Regions from separate parts of the Homo sapiens genome. Here region 1 is linked to region 2. A link is an interaction called in ENCODE POLR2A ChIA-PET data of the cell type or tissue named here. Cell type or tissue: GM12878. All regions are shown on one strand. Each heading gives the region's core, and the rest is flanking DNA. Links, peaks and the distances in the headings are about the cores only. Region 1 overlaps IFT43 (intraflagellar transport 43). Region 2 overlaps GPATCH2L (G-patch domain containing 2 like).

The links. Peaks named below come from ENCODE experiments on the same cell type or tissue, not always from the same donor. Only the 100,000 strongest peaks of a DNase experiment are listed, where the experiment ranks them.
Region 1: POLR2A ChIA-PET joins it to region 2 with 6 read pairs; 4 of 35 experiments call an interaction of 5 or more read pairs at or near these places.

The regions. Positions count from the first base shown.
Region 1 is chr14:76,010,696-76,022,472 of GRCh38, reverse strand. IFT43 (intraflagellar transport 43) reads right to left here. Exons shown (of 9, transcript NM_001102564.3): 3 at 79-146. It also overlaps the pseudogene UBE2L3P3. Among named protein-coding and RNA genes, the nearest start is that of IFT43, 31 kb to the right of the region's middle. In GM12878, for the core only: no CTCF peak of the experiment used is centred there; a DNase peak (open chromatin) is centred at 6,527.
Region 2 is chr14:76,185,930-76,197,706 of GRCh38, reverse strand. GPATCH2L (G-patch domain containing 2 like) reads right to left here. Exons shown (of 10, transcript NM_017926.4): 9 at 1,735-1,829. Among named protein-coding and RNA genes, the nearest start is that of GPATCH2L, 40 kb to the right of the region's middle. RefSeq lists an enhancer at 7,241-7,330. In GM12878, for the core only: no CTCF peak of the experiment used is centred there; a DNase peak (open chromatin) is centred at 3,106; H3K4me3 peaks cover 348 bases; H3K27ac peaks cover 5,493 bases.

The sequences.
Region 1 (11,777 bases), core at 1,716-9,715, 170 kb after region 2:
AAATAAAACAACACAGGAGCAAAGTCCCCCCAACCGTGTGCACCCCCACCCATACTCTTATGAGCTGCTGGTACTCACTTCGAAGCCTTCACGGAATCACCTGCCCAGCCTCCCTGTCGGCAGCGAGGTAATTTAGCAGAGGAAGTCTACAAGGAAAGAGAAGTCAAAAGAACACATTCACTCAACATTTGCATTTATTTTATTTTTTATTTTCTATTTTTTGAGATGAAATCTCACTCTGTCACCCAGGCTGGAGTGCAGTGGTGCGACCTCAGCTCACTGGAACCTCCGCCTCCTGGGTTCAAGCGATTCTCCTGCCTTAGCCTCCTGAGTAGCTGGGATTATAGGCGCCCACCACCACGCACAGCTAATTTTTGTATTTTTAGTAGAGACAGGGTTTCACCATGTTGGCCAGGCTGGTCTCAAACTCCTGACCTCAAGTGATCCGCCCACCTGGGCCTCCCAAAGTGCTGGGATTACAGGCGTGAGCCACCGCGCCCAACCAACATTTGTGTTTAAACACCACAATGGCTGAGGGTAAGGTCACCTACACCAATCAATATTCAGCCTACCTTTTGAATAAAAATACAGTAACCTTTGTAATTTACTATGAAAATCTGGGTTCCTTCATACCCTCCCGGTGAGTCATAAATTGGCACCATGTTTCTGGAGGGCTATTTGGTAAAGTTTATTGAAAGCCTTAAAAATGCTCATACTTTTTAACCTAGCAATTCTAATCCTAGAAATTGATCCCAAGGGAAAAATCAGAGAGGAATATAATGTTATTTTTGAGTAGTGAATAGCTAGAAACAACCAAAATTGCTAGCAATAAGGAATTAAGTAAATGGTAAAATACACATGAAAATACTATGCAAATAACAAAAAGCCATGTTATAAGAAAACCCAATGATATAAGAAAGTTTGATACATTTTAAGTTTCAAAAACATGTTACCAAACAGTAAGTATATGCTTTTGATGCATTTTTTGAAATGATTATCAACATATACTATTTAGTGTTAATGAGTTATATGTACATGACTGACAGGGGACTCCATTATAGGCAATTTTAATTTTCCTTTCCTCTTCTGCTTTTTATAAACCGAAAAGTAATAAAATAAAGATATAAGAGTGAGACTTGCTTAGAAGAGATAAACTAAATTGGTGGGTGGATTAAAAATCTACTCAAGAGGCCTACACCAACCCCTGCCACTGCTGCCAGTGACCGAGTACAGTGTCTAAGAGGCTTGGGGATTGACTTGCCTCCAACCCCCACCACCACTAGCACCCATGTATGCCATCTAGGGGCCTGAGGATAGGCTGACCCCACCCACCACCACCACTGCCAGCACACACATGACCCAGGGGCATAGGATGGATCCACCCTGCCCACCACCACTGGTGCACATTTTCTGGGGTCTAAAGGACCGTTCTGCCCTGTCTGCCACCCATGCATAGTCTGCGAGCCTGGGAATAGGCCTACCCTGCCTGCCACCAGTGTCCATGTATGTCTCCCAAAAGCCTGATGGCCAGTCTACCCAGCTTGCAGCCACCACCCACCCACATGCACTACCTGGGGACTGGCTCACCTGGCCCACCACTGCCACCCCCGGCACCTGAGCAAGGCACTGGAGGCCTAAGGACTGACCTGCCCAGATCCACCATCACCAGAACCCATGTACACCACCTGGGGGGCCCAGGGACTAGCATACCTGGCTTGCCACCACTACCACTGGTGCCTAAGGACCAGCCCACTTGGTATCCCCATTTGCAATAAAGCCTTGTCACAGCCTCCAATAACAACTATAGCCTAAGCCACTAAAGAACCCATAGATACCCACTGATGCTGATTACAGCTGAAGATATATAAAAACTACATCACTGCACCCACCCAGAATCAAAGCCAAAGCACCCCACCCTACCAACACCATAGATACATCTATAGGGAAGTCTTTTCTTATGGAAGTCAATCCATAAGACTGGAAGATGCAACTATTACACCAGATACACAGATATCAATGTAAGAACACAGGAAACATGAAAAAGCAAGGAAACATGACACCTTTAAAGGAACACAATAATTCTCCAGTAACAGATCCCAATGAAAAGACAATCCATGAAATGGATAAAAAAGAATTCAAAACAATGATATTAAAGAAACTCAGTGAGGTATGAGAGAACACAGATAAAGAGTACAAAGAAGGCCGGGTGCGGTGGCTCATGCCTATAATCTCAGCACTTTGGGAGGCCAAGACGGGCAGATCACAAGGTCAGGAGATAGAGACCATCCTGGCCAACATGGTGAAACCCCATCTATACTAAAAATACAAAAATTAGCTGGGCGTGGTGGCGCATGCCTGTAATCCTAGCTACTCAGGAGGCTGAGGCAGGAGAATCACTTGAACCAGGAAGTCAGAGGTTGCAGTGAGCTGAGATTGCGCCACTATACTCCAGCCTGGCAACAGGGAGAGATTCCGTCTCCAAAAAAAAAAGAGTACAAACAAATCAGAAAAATGATTCATGATCTGAATGGGAAAGTCAATAAAGAGATAAACATCATAAAAAAGAACCAAATAGAAATCCTGGAACTGAAGAAGTCAATGAAAGAAAGAAAAAATACAATCAAGAGCTTCAATAATAAACTAGATCAAGCAGGAGAAAAAGAATTTCAGAACTTGAGGACAGGTCTTTTGAAATAACTCAGACAAAAAAGAAAAAAGAATAAAGGAAGCCTACTTGACATATGCAACACCATAAAGAAAACAAGTATTAAAATTTTTGAAGTCTCAGAAGAAGAGATGGGCAAAGGTATTGAAAACCTATTAATGCAATAATAGCTGAAAACTTCTCAAGTCTTGAAAGAGATATAGATATTCAGATACAGGAAGCTTGAAGGTCTCAAAATAGATTCACCTCAAAAAGATCTTCTCCAAGGCACATTATAATCAAAATGTCAAGTCAAAGACAAAGATAAAATTCAAAAAAACAACAGGAGGAAAGTGTCAAGTCACATAAAAGGGAATTCCCAGCAGAAACCTTACGGGCCAGGAAAGTTTGGGATGATATATTCAAAGTGCTGAAAGGGAAAAAAAAAAAGGCAGCTATGATTACTATACCCAGCAAAGCTATTATTCAAAAATGAAGGAGAAATAAAGTCCTTCCCAGATAAGCAAAACCAGAGGGAATTCATCACCACTGACAAGCCTTTCAATAAATTATTAAGGGAGTCCTACATATGGAAGTGAAAGAACAATATATACCATCATGAAAACACAAGACAGTATAAAACTCACTAGTAGAACAGATACACAAATGGGAAAGAGAAAGAATTCAAACATTACCACTTCAGAAAACCATCAAACTGCAATGATAAAACTTAAAAGAGGAAGTAAGGAAAAAAGGATATATAAAACAACCAGAAAACAATTAATAAAATGGCAGAAATAAGTCCTTAGCCATCAATAATAACCTTGAATGTAAATGGATTAAACTCCTCACTAAACTGGCTGGCTAAATTAAAAAGCATCACTATTTGCTGCCTATAAGAAACTTACTTCACTTATAAAGACACACATAGACTAAAAGTGAAGGGATGGAAAAAAATTCCTGCAAATAAGAACCCAAAGCAAGCAGGAGAAGCTATACTTACATGAGATAACACAGACTTTAAGTCAAAAACTGTAAAGAAGGTCATTCTATAATGATAAGGGGATCAATATAACAGTTCTAAATATATATGTACCCAACACTGGAGCCTCCAGATAATAAAAAGCAAATATTATTAGATCTAAATAGACTCCAATACAATAATAGTTGGTGACTTCAACATCCAACTGTCAGCACTGGAGAGATCATCTAGACAGAAAACCAATAAAGAAAACTGGGAATTTAAACTGCACTTTAAACCAAATGAAACTAACAGACATTTACTAAACATTTCATCCAATAGCCGCAGAACACACATTCTTCTCATCAGCACGTGGAACATTCTCCAGAATAGACCATATGTTAGGCCACAAAACAAATGTCAAGAAATTTTTAAAAACCAAAATCATATCAAGTATCTTTCAGATGACAATGGAATAAAACTAGAAATCAATAACAAGAGGAATTATGGAAACTGTACAAATACATAGAAATTAAACAACATGCTCCTGAACAACCACTGGATCAATGAAGAAATTAAGAAGAAAATTAAAAAATTTCTTGAAACAAATGAAAACAGAAACACAACATACAAAAACCTATGGGATACAGCAAAAGCAGAGCCAAGAGGGAAGTATAGCAATGAATACCTACATCAAAAAAAAAAAGGAAAGATTCTGAATGAACAAGCTAACAACACACCTCAGGGAACTAGAAATGCAGGAACCAGCTAAACCCCAAATCACTAGAAGGAAAGAAATAATAAAATCAGAGCAGAACTAAACAAAATAGAGACTTAAAAAAATACAAACGATCAATGAAACAAAAGATAGTTTTTTGAAAAGATAAACAAAATTAGTAAACTGCTAGCTAGACCAACCAAGAAAAAAGAGAGAAGACCCAAATAAATAAAATCATAAATGAGAAAAGAGACATTACAACTGATACCACAGAAATACAAAGGATCATAAGAGACTATTATGAACAAGTATATACTAATAAATTGGAAATCCTAGAGGAAATGGACAAATTCCTGGACACGTACAACCTACCAAGATTGAACCAGGAAGAAATAGAAAACCTGAACAGACCACTAACAAGTAATGAGATTGAATCAGTAATAAAAAGCCTCCCAACAAAGAAAAGCCCAAGACTAGATAGCTTTACTATTGAATTCTACCAAACTTAAAAGAACAAACACCAATTTTTCTCAGTCTATTCCCAAAAATTGAATGGGAGGAAATTCTTCCTAACTCATCTACAAAGCCAGTATTACTCTGACACCAAAACCAGATAAGGACACAACCACCACAACAACAACAACTATAGGCCAACATCCCTGATGAACATAGGATGCAAAAATCCCCAACAAAATACGAGCAAACTGAATCCAACAACACATCAAAAAGATAATACACCATGATCAACTGGGATTTATCCCAGGGATGCAAGGAGGGTTCAACACAAGCAAATCAATAAATCTGATATATAACACCAATAGAATGAGGGATAAAAACCACATTATCATCTTAATAGATGCAGAAAAAGCATTTGATATGATTGAACATCCCTTCATAATAAAAATTCTCAGCAAATCAGGCACAGAAGGAACAAATCAGTCCTCAACTTAATAAAGGCCACATACGACAAACCCACAGCTAACATCGTACTTAATGGAGAAAAGCTGAACATTTTTCCTCTAAGAACTGGAACAAGACAAGGATGTCCACTTTCACCACTTTTATTTAACATAGTCCTGGAAGTTCTAGCCAGAGTAATCAGTCAAGAGAAAGAAATAAAACTCTTCCAAATTAGACAGGAAGTGAAATTGTCCCTCTTTGCAGATGATATGATCTTATAAATACAAAAACCTAAAGATTGCATCAAAAAATTCTTAGAATGAATAAATGAATTCAGTGAAGTTGCAGGATACGAAATCAACACACAAAAATCAGTAGTGTTTTTACACACCAATAACAAACTAGTTGAAAAATAAATCAGGAAAGCAATCCCATTTATAATAGCTACAAAAAAAATACTTAGGAATACATTTATCCAAGAAGGTGAAAGACTTCTACAACGAAAATTACAGAACACTAACGAAAGAAATTGAAGAAGACATAAACAAATAGACATCCCATGCTTATGGATCAGAAGAATTAATATTGTTAGAATGACTGTACTACCCAAAGGAATCTACAGGTTCAATACAATTCTATCAAAATACCCACGATATTCTTCACAGAAACAGAAAAAACAACCCTAAAATTTATATGGGACCACAAAAGGGCCTGAATAGCCAATGCAACATTGGGCAAAAAGAACAAAGATGGAGGCATCACACTATTTGACTTCAAAATATATAATACTACAAAGCTATAGTAACCAAAACAGCATAATATTGGTATAAAAACAAATAGATCAAAGGAAGAGAATAGAAAACCAAGGAATAAATCCATGTATTTCTAGCCAAACGATTTTTGAAAACAACACCTACAACATATTAGGGAAAGAACAGTCTCCTCAATAAGTGGTGCTGGGAAAACCGGATTTCCATACACAGAAGAATAAAACCAGAGCCCCCATCTCTCACCATATACAAAAATCAAATCAAAATGGATTAAAGATTTAAATGTAAGACCTGACAGTATAAAAACTACTAAAAGAAACCTTCTGCACAGCAAATGAAACAATTAACACAGTGTAAGGATAAACTATAGGAGAAGATATCTGCAAACTATTTATCCAACAAGAAACGAGCATCCAGAATATGCAAGAAACTCAAACAATTCAATAGCAAAAAACCCAAAAAAGTCCCATTAAAAAGCAGGCAAAGGATCTGAAAAGAATCTCAAAAGATGACACACAAATGGCCAACTATATGAAAAAATGTTCTACATCACTGAGCATCAGAGAGATGCAAATCCAAAACCACACTGAGATATCATCTTACCCCAGTTAAAATGGCTCCTTTGAGCCTGGACTGAACTGTCACTTTACTAACGGATATCAAATGGTTAATAGCATTCCCTAAGAGTCTAAAACCCAAAATATCAGCTTTATCTTGTTTAACCACAAACCCAAGGAAGCCATGGCTATTGGGTGAAAATCCTTTCTGCCAAGAGGTAACACAAAGCCACATTTCCTCTCATTTTCTTCCCATTATAAAATGGTACCCGCAGCTCCAAAACAAAGCGATCACCAGCTAAAAGTCACTCCTCCAAAGCCAATACAGTTTAACACCTACTTCTAAAATCAAAGGATTTTTTTCACTAATAACTGAAGCCATTAGGAATTGATATAGTATTATAAAAACTGTATAAGCTACTTTTCATTTCCTCCACCCCAACATTGAGATCATTCAGAAAAGTAAAAAATTGCAAAGAAATCCCCTGAGCAACATGAGTCAGGAGCTATGGTAGTTAGCTTGCTTCCCACTGGCGAACCTCAGGAGAGAGCACTGAAGCAGAGGGGAGAGGAGGAGGGACAGGCAGGCTTAGCTCTCTGCAAAGTAGGCTTGGGCATTTAGAGGGAAATGCCTATCTCCTGAGGGAAAGTCCTTACATACATGATTTAGTTCTCTGAGTCCAAGGATTAGCAATATTTTTGTAAACACCCCCTAATATGAGTCTTGTTAGGGGCACACACAAATACCCTGTCTGGATGAGACGGACTTAATTAATAACTATTACCAAGTTATATGCTCTTCCCCAGAAATCAACCTTGTTACCTATGTGGGGAACTCGGCACTGGTCCCATGTGCACTAGGTGCAATAGAAAAAGTAGAAGATGTCATCCCTGTCCCAAATGTTCCATGAGGCCAAGAACACGCAGAGTTCAGTGTATCAGGCCTGTACGAAATCCACGTAATTGGATGTCAGGCTTAATCTGAAACTCAAAAGGCCACAATGGAAGTGAGAAGTAGGCGTCAGTGATGGAGACACAGAATTGTTCCAGGAAGAGGCTGCATCCAGGGTCCAAAGGTGAAGCTGAAGAATCCCTCAGCCATGGGGCACTTCCACCAAAATTTGCAGTTTTCTTGCCATCTTGGTGGTTTTCACTGGGGCATTATTAAGGCTGCTCTGATAAGCATGCATAAGGCTTACAATATATGTCTAAAAGCTAAACAGAATTGTACACACTCAGGAAGTGCTGAGGAGAAGGAGAGGTCAAGGAAGTTTATGGGCAAAGTGGGGCTTGTCCTGGATTGGAAATGTAAAGAAAAAAGCATTCCAGAAGCAACCAGATCCAAGGGTGTAGTGATACTGGGGATGGTATATAACTCTCCTGTAGCAAAATTTTGTTACTTGACCATTATATTTTAAGGGTCCCCGGGAAATGGCTTTGGGAGTTTGAGGCCCTCAGCATTCATTACTCTACAATGCAGGCCTTAAGTGGAAGCTGATGCAACTTGATCATAATGTGGCAGTTTGAAATTAAGTACAAACAATCTGAAATGTAAGCAGATGACTGGCTTGTAACAATATGGTTTTTTTAGAACATCTTAAATTTTTAATCCTTTCTTTATAGGCTACCTAGACTACTTTGGACTAAGAAAACTATGGAAAATTAGTAAGTGCCACAAGCGAATGCCAGGTGGTAGCACATGTCAATTTTCCACAGAGTCCTGAATGCACTGCTTGGGGTCTCTGCTCATACTTGCTGGAATCAACTGCAGTAGATTTTAGTCCATGGGTCGCTTTTCCTCATATTTCTTTGTAAACTCTTTAGCATTCTTATAGAATTTTTTACAGTCCTTAGAGTACTCTTCAGCTAGGTCAGCCCGAAATGGGTGCTCGGGCTGGGGGTTGTTCACAAGTGCTATGACAGCCTGGATTACTTGGTCAGTTTTGGTTGCTGGCTTCCAGTTTTCAGCACTAATTACTTGCAGACAGACTTGCTCCTTTTTGTCATTGTTTGGGTGATAAATCTTTGTTTTGTTTTAACTGTGGTCTTCAGTGGTTTAAATGGGTACTCTGCTGGAAATCTGATCTCCATTCTGAAGGCCCCCTTATCATATGGAGGGTTGTCAGGAACAATTAGCCCTTGCCAAGTCAAGAATTAGTTTCCTCAAACCTGGATGTTACGAAGTTTTTCATTCCACATTTGCGGATTTCTTCAAGCTCCTTCATCAGCCTTCTGCTGGCTGCCATTTTGGATTTGTTGCTGCTCCTTTCCCCAGCAATATGATTTTAAAGGTCTAGTTGGTTTCTTTTGCATAGACAGTCCAGTCCCTGAATACTTGGCTGCTCTCCCTAAGAGGTTTCATGACACCTAGACACCTAGTTATCCGCATTTCAAAAAACGGCTGTCTCCCCAGGGCAATCTGAAACACAGGACGCACACCTAGGCCAGCCACTGCTGTTGCTCGTTTTATGACCAGCTGCCTGGACTGTTGGCCTTCCCTTTCCGGAGGTGACAGATCAGATGCTAGGGAACCTATGGGGGTGCGAACGCCCTCACCAGCTCAACTGTCAAAGCTCCAGTCCCTGCCTGGACTGATGAGAAATTAAAGCCCTTTATTCACACATCTTTCCATTTGGACCAGGGGTCCTTCCCACAGAGCAGAGGAAGACACAAATGCATGATTTATTTTGTTCTTCAAATGTTATGAGTCTGAGTTCTCTACCTAATGGCCTACTCATTTACAGGAAGAAGAATTTACTCCTGCTCCATCACTGAAGCTAAAAACTTAATCTTCAGGCAGGCTAAGACAGTCGTGGCATTTTTTTCCTAAAGCCCATCAACTCAAGAGTCCTCCTTGACCAAGCACTTGGGAAGACATCTGTTTGAGTTGGCATTTTAGAAGAACCTATTTTCTATCCCTGTGTCAAGGAGAAGAGGAAGAAACTATATGGAAGAGAAGGATTAGAGCTCAAACAAACTTAAAAGCCAGAAAGAAGAGGAGGCCTGATCCTAGAATTCAAAAGTCCTGGTTTATTCTTTAAATTACTCTCCTGAAATTCAGAGGCACAGCCCCAAGACAACAGCTGGACAAATGATTTCCAATTTTGGCTGACTTACTGCCAGGTAACATTCCCTAAACTTGTTTTAAAAAAAGAAAGAGTCTTAAAATATGTAACACCAAGAGGGACAGAAATAGGAACAAGTGACGGTAGTCCTCAGGCAGTGCATCTCTTGTGTTCTCTCTTAAAAGCTGGAGTCACGTCTCCGAGTGTGGGAAATGAGCACAGCCTGCTGGGGCTGCCGCCTGATGGACGGAGGGGGCAGGACCCTGCATAGCTCCTGAAAAGCAGCAAAAATGTGTTCTCTCCAAAAATAAACAGGGGGCAGGAATGACTGTGAGTAAAGAGTTGGAAGCACGTGACTGGCGGTTGCAGTCCTGAAATACCAGCTTTCTACAAAAAGGAGCCTGTGAGAGGCAGAGAGCGGGAATTTCAGGAAATGGCCTCTTTATATGGTCTCATCCGAATGGGCTAGGATTCAATAACTGGAATTACCATGTCAGAGGGAGTCTTTAGGGCCAGACTTGTTTCTGATCTTTATATGGTTCCCCCAGATTCTTAAGATGCCAAAACAGAAAAGATGCTGCAGTGCCAAAAAAGGAGCCTTCTGAGTTTAGAAACTTCTCACACACTCTCAGAAGTCCTGGAGAAACTCCACCCTAACCCCAAAATATGAATCAGGCCAAGAGTTCTAAGTCCAAATTGCAACCTGTTTCAAAAAGCCAGTCCAAATACATGCATAAATTCCAACAGAAAGACATTTAGTTAAGCAAGATCAATTGCAAACTTCACACATATCCATCTTCCAGCTTCTAGGGGCAATGCAGCTCCCACATTCAATCTTACATTACTGACTAAAAACAAACTTCCCTTTCTTTCTCCAGCAATCTTAGAGAAGATCCAAGAAAGTTGTTCTTTATATGCTTGGCAAGTGAAAAGACTGATAGTAATACGGTATGTGCATACGCTTCAGGGCTGGCATCTACTCCTGCAATCTGTCCTCCACGCACAGTTCCAACTCTCCCAGTTTCTTCCTCCTGCCTCAACCCTGGGTCTGACAACTAATCCCTCAGAGAACTGAGTTTCTCCATAGTAGATTTAAGGTCATGGAAGGTAATGGATCACTCAATCTTATAAGTGAACTCCTGTGAATAAACATAGTTCTCTCAAGCTGAAATGGACATATCAAAACGCAAAGTCTATTTTACGTATAAGAAAGAAAGCTGATCATCAGTGAGTGCTAAAGCCATTAGGTACAAGACTGACTGGTGGGCAACTGGGCATTTTCACAGTGCCAAAGAATCAACCCATATATTACATGCTAGTTGCAGGGGAGAAAAACATTCCTTAACAATGGAGATATCTATCACTATCCTAACTCAGTGATCAAACTTAGCAGCATTAACAGTGGGACGTAATGTGCTGCTACTTGAAACACATGACACCACCCAGGAAAACTTCCTGCCTAAACCATTCATCTGGAATCTAATCAAGCCTTCCAATTTGATTTCCAGTTTACAAATCAGGTGAGAAAGTAATAAGTAAAATGACACTTGGAAGAAAGAATCAAACAAACCCAGGATGTGGGAAACTCTGGTAGAAGAACTGGCCTGATCTCTTCAAAAGTGTCAATGCCGTTAAAAAGAGAGGAGTGGGCCAGGTGCAGTGGCTCATGCCTGTAATCCCAACACTTTGGGAAGCTGAGGCAGAAGGATCACTTGAGGCCAGAAGTTCAAGACCAGCCTGGGCAACAAAGTGAGACCCCATCTCTACCAATAATAATAATAATAATAATTAGCTGGGTGTGGTGGTGTGCAGCTATAATACCAGCTACTCAGGAGGCTAAGGTGAGAAGATCACTTGAGCCCATGAGGTTGAGGCTACACTGAGCTATGATCATGCCACTGCACTCCAGCCTGGGCAACAGAGTGAGATGCTGTCATTAAAAAAAAAAAAAAAGGAGAAGTGAGGGAGTTAGGGGACTATTCTAAATTAAAAGAGACTTAAAAGAAATAAATCTAATTGTGTGATTCTTGATTGGATTCTGGTGTGAACAAAAGCGCTATAAAAATACTTTGAAGACAACAGTGGAAAATAAATTTGGAGTGGGTAATAGTGTTAGGAAATTATTCATACTGTTAGGTGTAGACTTGTGGCTTTCTAGGAAA
Region 2 (11,777 bases), core at 1,961-9,960:
GCGGCAAAGCGGAACCCACCTCTCTTCATCACTCATTCCTATAAAAGAGGTGGAATCCGAGATGGCCCGATGTTAGGCAGAGCAAGCCCATTTGTTCTACTGACTGATGGCTCAGACTCAGGCTATGTCCTTCACCTCCATGGGGCACTCAGGTTGTGGGCAGAAAAAAAGAAAATGCTCAGTGAAGCAGGGCTTAGTCAACAAGTGAGGAAAGGAGCTGGGCTCAGGAGGGGAAATGCTTAATGCTCAAGTCTTGTTTAATACCCACCCCCACACACGTACACTTCCCAACCTGAAAATGGAACAAGGATTTTAAACTCTTTCCAGTGGTTCCTCTCTTATAAACAATTAAAAGCTAAAAATAAAAGCTAGATATTAAGGAGAAAAAAAGAACAAAAAGATGAAAGAGGGGTGGTTTTCTTTTAATGCTTCCAATACCATAGACTGAATGAGGATCTGAGTTTTGATGCACAGTCATAGTCTAGACTTGATCTTGTTTTATATAAAAAGAAGAACATCTGCAGGACAGCTCTAGAGTCACAAGGAAACCGGTCTGATCTTGGCTCTGCAATTTATCAACCATGTGGCCTCAGGGAAGTGATTTAAGCCTTGGTTTTCTCATGTGTAAATTGGGAATAAAAACAGCATCTACCTTATAAGGCTGTTGCAAAGATTAGGTGAAATAATGTTTACAAAGTGTTCAGCTCAGGGCCTGGCCATGTGGAAAGCACTGAAAAAAAAGTACTATAATCATCAGACCTGTAATGAAGATTGTCCAGTATGAACCACCATAAAGCAGACTTTCCAAACAGAAGCACAAAGAGGACAATTTCACAGTTCACCAAAACTTACTAAGTTAAGGTAGAGGATAGGGCTCCCTCCCCATCTGTGTGAGGTTTACTCTCTATTCAGCTATCAACTGTTCTGATTTATATAATAGGTAGTATTTTCTAAAGAAAATAAAATATTCAATGGTATATTCAATATCCAGTTTTCTCACTGAAATATTAATAAATACATAACTCTCCCCTTTTTTTCATTGAAGGATAACATACACACAGTGAAGGACATCAACCCTAAGTGCACAGCTCCAGATTCTACCTATGTAAGCAGCCACACACCCCCACCAAGTTCATCATATGGAGCATTGCCAACAGCCCAGAGGGTTTCTTTGTGCCCTCTCTTGGTCACTGCCCCCCACCAAAGAGAAGCACTATTTTGGCTTCTACCAATTAGTGTTAGTTTTGTTAAAAAAAAAAAAAAAAAAAACTGAAAAGTTTTAGCCTAAAAAATTGTTTTTAATTAGGAATGTCATGACCAGTAAAATATTAGCATTCTACTTATAAAAGCAGTAAGAATGTACTGTACTGTATGCAAAATAAGAAAGTAAATAACCCTGTGTGACTGCCTGACTGAACTGCCACTTCACCTGGACTTTCATTAACATGGACCTAATTTCCTGTCTGCTAAAACAAAAGCTCAGATGACTGGAGATTGCTGATAGTGGAATATAGGGTTTCAAACTCTAGATAGCCATGTAACAGTGAAAAAGCACAGACTTCAGAGTCAGCAAGAACTAGGCTAATTATTTCTTGTAGTCTCAGTTTTCCCATGTAAAGTGGGAATAAAATGACCTACACTATCACAAACATTACATGAAAAGGTATACAAAACACATAATTTAGTGCCTGGCACACGGTACATGCTCAATAAATGATAACTGCATGTAATCACCTGCACTGGGGCTAGACAAAGATGCTGTGGCCACTGGTTTCCGCTTCCTCTTGATGTCACGTGAACATGGTGGTCCCCAGTGTACATTTGCCTGTCTGCAGATGTAAGAAGAAGAAAAATGGTTTGAACTTTTTAATTCTTATTGTAAGACATTACATGTAGCCCAGATTAAATCCTTAACCTATTACAGACATAAACAAAATGGGCACCATCTTTTGCCATTAAGCATTGGGACAACATTATTCAGAATTAATAATAACTCACTCTTTATCCACAATACACACCCATTCTAAACTTTTTACCTGATTTCAGTGTAGCAGACATTCAAGATTAATTTCAATAAATATGTGTTGCATTACATGCTTATTTTTATACAATTATTTTTCATAAAAACTATAACCACAATTGCTCTAAACTCACTAATGAAATACTTACTCCCAAGAGGTAATACATTGAAAAGTTTAATGCTGCATGAACACAGATATTTGCATAGAATTTTAATAGGAAGTTCAACCTCCTGTCATGTAAATCTGAATTTTTAATACTGTCTACATCACAAGTTAAGTAAGTTTAGTTTCTGTGACTTTTAAAAATATTAATTATGCTTTTTATTTTACAGGTAAAAAAATAAAAATATTAATTATGTGACAATATGTTCCTTCATCTGAATACTCAGCTTATTTTAAAAGCAAACGATTCTGTGAAAGACAATGGGATTAACACTGAACTACGTGGTATGCTATTTTAGTTCACCACTGTTCCCCAAGAATGTATTGTACTGTATGCAAATTAAGAAGTAAAATAAAAATCTTTACGTATGTGAAGATTTTGTCCCTCTCAAACTAGACAGATCCTGCCTCTGATTAAAGACCAAAATGAGTCTCACCTTTACACAAAGTGTTCCTTGAACATTTGGGGCCTCATCTACCATGAAGCAATGTTTAACTGGTGTGCATATATCTTGCTTCTCTAATGAAACAAGAAGGCTTAATCTCTTTGAGATTAAGAACAGGGATCTTGAGAACAGAAACTTTATTTACACTTCTTTGATAATTTTCCAATGATCTACCAACCTTGGCTCAAGGCACACAGGCGATCCTCATTAGCTGTTGATTAAAACTGCTATGAATGAATAAAAGTTCTAAAAATCAAATGGCCACTTGAACACTTAAAAGTGATTAAAATAGTAAATTTTATATTATGTACATTTTACCACAATTTTAAAAAACTAGCCAAAGTAAATAACATATAAAATTATACCAGATAAACTCCTAATCAGTAGTCCCAGCTGAGGATTAAGACCCTTAGTAGTCTTAAAACTGGAACCTCAGACAAACCTAAGAAAACCTGGTTAGCAAGGCAACAAGGCAGCTGTTGAATGGACAAATTTTTTGACTCAGAAAGTCCCCAAAATAACTTGCACAGTTGAAAAGGGTGCATGCATGCGTGCACGCAAGCATGAGCGTGCACACACACACACACACACACTTTCATGTCTCTAAATAGCAAAAGCTTAAGAGTCAATTCAATTTATAAATAGGAAAATATAAGAATTTGACTAAAATCCTAAGAAATTCTTTAGGAATGCAAAGAATGCTACAGGCTGAGATTTATAATACAAAGCCAGTGGTTTGGAAAATTCCATCCAAAGCACCTTTTATTGATCACTCTGTCCTGTACAGAAAATTAAGTCAAATACCTCATGAATAATTAATTCTGAAAGCTCAAATAGTTAATTCTAAATAGCTAATTATCAATGTGTAAAGTAGGGAAAACGCTTCCTTTTTCATACCTTGCATAAATCCTGGGAACAAGTCTAAGCAGCATGCTGATTTAATAATAAATTAACACAGGTGACAACATCAAAGGGAGACAGGACTTCAGTCTGAACGGAGTGGTGGTAATTCCCTTTGAAGTCCAGACACAAGCAGAAAATAAAGTGACACTACAAAATTGTGTTTCTCCTCAAAACAGAGAAATGTAGAACACATAGAGCATCCATCTTTTCCACAAACATAAGACTTGAGTACATACCCAAACTGAGACTATCCAAGCACTCTGATCTTATTCAATCATCCTTATCCTCAGGCATGATTCAGAAGGAGAAACAAAGTCAAACAAAGGCTAACAGTGTATAGTCATGCTTCTTTCCTCTTTATCTGAAGCTCATTAAAGGAACCTCCAAAGCTTTTCAGAAAAAATGTTAACACCACTGATTCAAGCTAAACCATGTTACTGTTAGACATCAGGATGGTGGCACTCTACAGCAGTGGTGAGGGGGAAGACAGGCAGAGAAAGAGGCACAGGGAGCTTCTGGGGTTCTTTCTGATAACTCTCTTTTTCTTCATCTGGATGCTTGTTACTTGACTGTAACTTTGTGACTGTTTATCAAGTGTATATTTCTTTGTACTCTTCCCTGTATGTTTATCCTTCAATAAAAAGTTAATTTAAAACATTGCTTCTTCAAGATCACAGTTTACAATATGCTGAGTTTCATGAGACAGATGCAAAATGAGAAGCATAAGTACTCAAGAAGTATATTAAGATACTAATTCTTGGAGTATCAACTTGAGCTGAACTACACAAATACTGCCTTTTATTTGCCCCCATCCATCATTTTCACCATTTTGCGTGTTTGATATATGTCAGTAACATGGGAAAAGGCCCATATTATCAACTCTTTTATGGATCTAGTCAGTACTACTTATCTCACACTTTCGAGGAATGACAGTGTCATTTTGGAATTTAAAAAAAAAAACCATTTATACACTAAAATGTTAAAGTTTTTAACAACTTTTAATGGAAATGCTTATTTACTTTAGCAAACTGAGAATAAGTATTACTTACCTATTATTACGCACACAGGTTATTATACCACAACATCTTAGGGTGCTATTGTGGGTTCAATGGCTCAGGTGGTCCTTCCACCACCACCCTGCTCCTCTAGGCGATATTGTTAAGCCTTCAGGTCAATTGTCTCTACATTAAGTGACCCTTGACTGCTATGCCTCCAGCATATTACTTCTCTCTGTGGTAAATGGTCTACTTCTACCACCCCATTCCTACCTCTAACTGTTGCCTTGAATATCTTAAATCCTTCAGATTTTGTAAATTCCTCTGGTTATAACAGGAAAGAACTGAAGACTTTCTAAGGAAATCAAGTAAAGAAACTTGTTAAGTGAATTATTTTATTGTAAAAGTATATACTTTTGTGGACTATTTCCTTTCTACTAAGCAGTTTTGTTGCTTCTTTCATTGTTCACTAAATTTTTACTGAGCACCTACTCTTGCCAAGCACTGTACTAAACACTAGGGATATAGTGATAAACAAGAGACAATCTCTGCCTTGATGGATCTTATAGCCAAGTCCTATCTGCAGCTGCACAGCTTTTCAGGTTACAGAATATGAATAACAAAGAAACTAGGGTATCAATGAAGAGAAGGTATGTTCGTTTTTAAAACTCAGTTTAAATGATCCTTCCCTCTTAAAACATTTCTCTTAAGACCCATTTCAAGGTTGGAGAGCTATTTCATAGGAGGTAGAATAACATCATATCTTCGCTGTCAGTATATGAGGACATTTTTCTCTATGTCCCTTCCTAGACAAGATTTGGGGAGGGAAGAAGAGAAATGATCAAACTGTTATAACAGGACAGTAAGACATTTTGCTTCTTCCTTGGTTTTAAGTGAACATTAGTACTGCTAGAGTTTACAGCTTGGGAAAATCTATTTTTCTATGTGAAGTCCCCATCTGCTTGGAAAGAACCCTAGAGGACAAAGAAGGAAGAGGACCCAGAACAAGCCTGCTACACAATGGAATACTATTCAGGCGTTTAAAAAAAAAAAAAAAAAAGAGTAAGTCCTGTCATTCACAGCAACATGGATGGAACTAGAGGACATTAGGTTAAGTGAAAACAAGCCAGGAACAGAAAGTTAAACACATTGAGTTCTCACTCATAAGTGGAAGCTTAAAAAAGTTGATCTCATAGAAGTAAAAAGTAGAACAGAGGATACTTCAGGCTGGGGTAGGGGAAGGAAGGGATAGAGAAGGATTTGTTAAAAGATATAAACTTATAGCTAGATAGGAGGAATAAATTCTAGCATTCTATAGTACTGTAAGGTGACTATAGTTAACAATTGTATATTACACAGTTTCAAATAGCTAGAAGGAAGATATTGAATGCTTCTAACAAAAAGAAATGATAAATGTTTGAGCAGATGGATATGCTAATGACCCTGATTTGATCACTATTGTATGTATTGAAATGCCACTGTGTACCCCATAAATATGTATAGTCATTATGTGTCAGTTTTTTAAAATAAAATAAAATTTTAAAAAGAAGAGGAAGAAAAAGAGAACAAGCCTGGGGAAAAGAAGGAAGTTGGGTGCTTAGAGCAAGAGGATTTAGAGGCAGGAAATGGAAGCTGTCATGTGGCACGGCACATTCAGAATATTAGCACAGCCCTGCTCAGAAGTGAAGAATATTACATGTGGGGTTGGCAGGGCTGCCTGTATTATTTTGGGGAACCTTACCATGTGGGTAAGGCAACTGCTACAGCTTCGGCTTCCTATTGACAAGACAGTTCCAGTTTTTTGTTCATCCCCAAATTCCAGATCATCAATTGCAGACATAAAAAATTAAAGAAGGGAAGGAAAAATAAGGAGGTTGACCACTTCCCCAACCCCATTTTCATTTAGGGGTACTTAACAACCACTTGACTCCTTTTCTTTTTAATGTGTTATTTATTTAATGTGTGTTATTTTACTTTGAAAGCATCACTGTTTACTCTCAAAATGGAAACTAAAAGAGGGACAAAAGCACAAATGCAGTAACAACAAGGATAGAGAGTCTGAACTTCCCTTTCTCACCAACACAGAGACCCTCCCTACAAGTAGAAAGGTTGAAAGAGTAACGAGATATTTCAGAACTCTTTTTCAAGTGTAGTATATGGTTGTTCTTGGGTTGCAAACCATGTAATACGTTAAGGGAAGTGATCTTTCAATTAGGCACATTGTATAAAAGGCTAAGTATAAGTTAAAGTCTCCACCAAGTTAAAACTTCATTCTCAACTGGAGTGGCAAATGGTTATCCGAATTATATAAGGAGCTTTTACTAAATACACATGTCCCTATCAAGATCCTAATTCAGTAGGCTGGGGAGGAGTGGGAGCAGAATCAGTAACATATTTATTTTGAAATTTTTCCCTGGGTAATTCTGATAAGCACCTACCTACTTCGAAAATTACTGAGTTGAAAAATCTACCAAATTCCCAGAGCCAACCTAGTCAATAATAGAGATCTAAGTATTCAACCTAAAGAATAATAGAATGATTAAATGAATATAAATTTAGATAAAAATACTGTTCCCCAGTATATATGCAATTAGAGAAAAGACAGGCTATGCCTGTTCTGTTTCATCTGATCAGGGCCTCAGGGACAATCTTCACTCAGGCCAGCGAAACCTGGGGTATACGCTTCTTTCATAGTGTAAGTGTGGGATCAGTACTTCCCCTAAGAGTGTCATAGTTTCCCCACTGTGGTGGTATTTGCCAGGGCAGAGTTGGAAGAATGAGCACTAAAAGCAAAAAATTTTTATTTTTAAATAAGAATTTAAAAAAAATTCTTATCTCAGAAAAAGTCATTAAATTGTTATTACAAGTGTGAAGGTGAATGCTGAAATTAACAATTAATGGAAAGAGGATTCTTTCTATCCAAGCATAAACACAACATTTCTATTTTCTTTTTTACTGCAGGTAACTGAAAGATCAGGTGAGTTGTTAAAACTGCAGTGTTACTTAGGAAACCGGGCAGATCACTATGTCCTTGGGGCAGGAATGTACTTTTAGGGAAAAAAAAATACTTTGAGAAATACATGCATGTTTAATAGAACCAATGTTGGCAAAAAATAACTGAAGTGACTGCGTTAGATTTGGAACAAAGATCTTTAGAGTCACTCCTAAGGAGAGAAAACAGTCTGTCTGCGAATGGCAAGCTAGTTTAAGGAATAGTTCACCTTCAAAAATCACTCATTTTTAAAGTTAATGAAAAGTTCATCTTTTTATATAGAATAAAAATCCTCAAAAAACTGGGTATAGAAGGAACATACCTCAACACAATAAAAGCCATATATGACAGGCCCACAGCTAGTATCATACTGAATGGGGAAAAACTGAAAGGCCTCTCTTCTAAGATATGGAACATGATAAGGATGCCCACCTTCACCACTGTTACTCAATTTAGGACTGGAAGTCCTAGCTAGAGTAATCAGACAAGAGAAAGAAATAAAGGGCATCCAAACCGAAAAGGAAGACATCAAAGTATCCTTGTTTGTAGATGATATGAACTTATATTTGGAAAAACCTAAAGACTACCACAAAACTGTCAGTAGTGATAAACAAGTTCAGTAAAGTTGCAAGATAAAAAATCAACACAAAAAATTCAGTAGCATTTCTATATGCCAAGAGTGAACAATCTGAAAAACAAATTTAAAAATTAACCCCATTTATAGTGGCCACAAATAAAATTAAATACCTAGGAATTAACTTACAGAAATAAAAGATCTCTATAATGAAAAATATAAAACATGGATGAAAGAAATTGAAGAAGACACCAAAAAAACTGAGAGATATTCCATGTTCATGGATTGAAAGAATCAATATTGTTAAAATGTCCATACTAGCCAAACCAATCTACAGATTCAATGCAATCCCTATCAAAATACCAGTGACATTCTTCACAGAGATAGGAAAAAGAATCCAAAAATTTATATGCAGCCACAAGAGACCCAGAACAGCCAAAGCTATCCTAAACAAAAAGAACAAAACTGAAGGAACCACACTACCTGGCTTCAAATTATACTACAGAGCTATAGTAACTGAAATAGCATTGTACTGGCATAAAAACAGACACATAGACCAATGGAACAGAATAGAGAACCCAGAAACAAATCCACACATGCAGAGTGACCTCATTTTCAGCAAAGGTGCCAAGAACATATACTGGGGAAAAGACAGTCTCTTCAATAAATGGTGCAGGGAAAACTGGATATCCATATGCAGAAGAATGAAACTAGACCCCTATCTCTCACCATATACAAAAATCAAATCAAGTAGATTAAAGACTTAAATCTGAAATCTCAAACTATGAAACTACTATAAGAAAACATTGGGAAAAATCTCCAGGACATTCGTCTGGGCAAAAATTTTTTGAGTAATACCCCACAATCACAACAACCAAGGCAAAAATGGACAAATGGGATCACATTGAGTTAAAAACCTTCTGCACAGCAAAGGAAACAATCAACAAAGTGAATAAACAACCCGCAGAATGGGAGAAAATATCTGCAAACTACCCATTTGACAAAGGGTTAATAATTAGAATATATAAGGAGCTCAAACAACCCTGTAGAAAAAAAATCTAATAATCCAATCAAAAAAGATTTGAACAGATATTTCTCAAAAGACATACAAGTGGCAAACAGGCATATGAAAAGATGCTCAATATCACTGATCATCAGAAAAATGCAAATCAAAACTACAATGAGACATCATCTGACCCCAGTTAAAATGGCTTACATCCAAAATACAACTAATAATGCTGGTGAGGATGTGGTGAAAAGGTAATCTTCGTACACTGTTGGTGGGAATGTAAATTAGTACAACCACTATGCAGAATAGTTTGGAGGTTCCTCAAAAAAACTAAAAATAGAGCTACCATATGATCCAGCAATCTCACTATTGGGTAAATACCCAAAAGAAAGGAAATCAGTATATCAAAGAGATATCTGCACCCCCAGGTTTGCTGCAGCCCTGTTCACAATAGCCAAAATTCGGAAGCAACCTAAGTGTTCATCAACTGATGATGGATAAAGAAAATGTGGTGCATATACACAATGCAGTACTATTCAGCCATAAAAAAGAATGAGATCCTGTTATTTGCAACAACATGGATGGAAATGGAGATAATTATATTAAGTAAGATAGACCAGGCACAGAAAGACAAAAATCACATGTTCTCACTTATTTGTGGGATCTAAAAATCAAAACAATTGAACTAATGGAGATAAAGAGTAGAAGGAGGGTTACCAGAGGCTGGGAAGGGTAATGAGGGTGGTGGGGAATGTGGATGGTTAATATGTATAAAAAAATTGAAAGAATGAATAAGATCTACTATTTGATAGCACAACAGGGTGGCTACAGTCAATAATAATCTAACTGTACATTTTTAAATAAAAGTAAAATTGGTTTGTTTGTAACACAAAGAATAAATGCTTGAGGGGATGGATACCCCATTCTCCATGATGTGATTATTACGCATTACATGCCTATATCAAACCATCTCATGTACCCCATAAGTATATACACCTACTACAAACCCACAAAAATTAAAAATTAGAAAGTTAATAAAATTCAATGTAAAAATGGTATTTGTTTTCTATACTTTTTCTTTAACACAAGTAACACCAGGAAAAAATTTGATATTTCTAGGGACCAAAGTTCATATATATATTCCAATTATTCTGCTTAATTACTAATCTATTCACCTCAATTATTTTTAACAAAAATGTATGGAGGCCTACCCAATGTAACATACTATGCTGGATGTGCAGAGGGAGATAAAAGATGACTGAGCTGAGGTCCTGTCCCCAGGAGCTCACAACACAGTAGGAAGGCCAATTCCTAAAGAAAGAATTAATACTCCGAGACACTGAGTTGTAATCAGAGAACAAGTAAGTGCTAGGGTAAAAGGAGAAAAAGGAGGATTAAATCTAGAGATTTAATCCCTAGATTAAATGTGAGACTCCTTTCTCACATGTGATTTTACCTTTAAGGTTTACTGACATTTATTAAGCAGTCAGGAGGGGAAATATTTTCATAGACTTGCACCTGGGAAAAGATCTAGGCCTATGGCACTAGGAGCAGATAGGAAGAAAAGAAAAAAAAAAAACACTTCACAATTATCATAGGAAACAGAGGAGGCTTATCTAACAGGAAGCGATCCTAGCAATTCCACTAATGATTTTCACTTAAATCTAACCCTCAGTAGTCTGTGACAAACTGCTCACTGGCACCTGAAAATTCTCCCTAATCTAATTCCCTTAGCTGGGCTAAAGTAGGCATATCTATGAAGCTGTTTCATGCCGCCCATAAGAGCCAAATCATTTCACATCAGTTGGAAAGATGGGTATCTTACAATGGAAAAACAGAGAGAGAGAAAATGCTTTCATCATTCCACTTAGGCAGTAAGATGCCAGCCAGCTGAGAGCCACTGTCAACGAGACCCTCCAATAGAGGACAAAAGATTCAAGAACTGTGTACTATACAATGGGCAATTCCAATAGGCTTGGGCAGCCTTATAGACAATACTATAGCAGAAACTGCTTCACACATGTGGCTGAAACTGAGGCATTAAAGAGGTGAGAAAGCAACACTGTGCTTCACAGCATCAACAGATACAGGACTAATAAAAGGTTCCTTCCCCCAAGCCCTGAGGTAAAACCTCAGGCTGTTTATTATGGCTCCAAAGGTCAAAATTAATAGCATGAAGTGAGTCTTCTTCTTACTCTTTGAAACTCCTTGTCAAGTGGCACAGCCAGCTGGGCACACAACTCTGATATGCAGATCATAACGTTTGTGAACAGATAAAATGAATTACAAATGAGCTCAGCCTATCCTATTTCAACTCTCTAATGGGCAGGAAGGTCTCTCTCTCTTTTTTTTTAACCCCAACTCTGTCCAAATGCCTCCTCTTATAGACCATTTGAGGTCATTTAAGCACCTCAAGAATCAGTATTACATCTAATTAGCAAATGACTCTGGAAGCCAACTCAAAGTTTTTAAAATTGCAATTATCCTAAGGATGGGGTAGGGCAGTAACTACATAACAAAAATAATATTGGTTACCAGGATGCTCAATATTTACATATATTATTTCATTTTGGTCCCCATTCAACCAATTTAAAAAGTATTGATATTTCCATTTTAAAGATGTAGAAATTGAGGTATGGGAAGATTAAGTCATTTGCCTGGGTAAAGCCCGGATT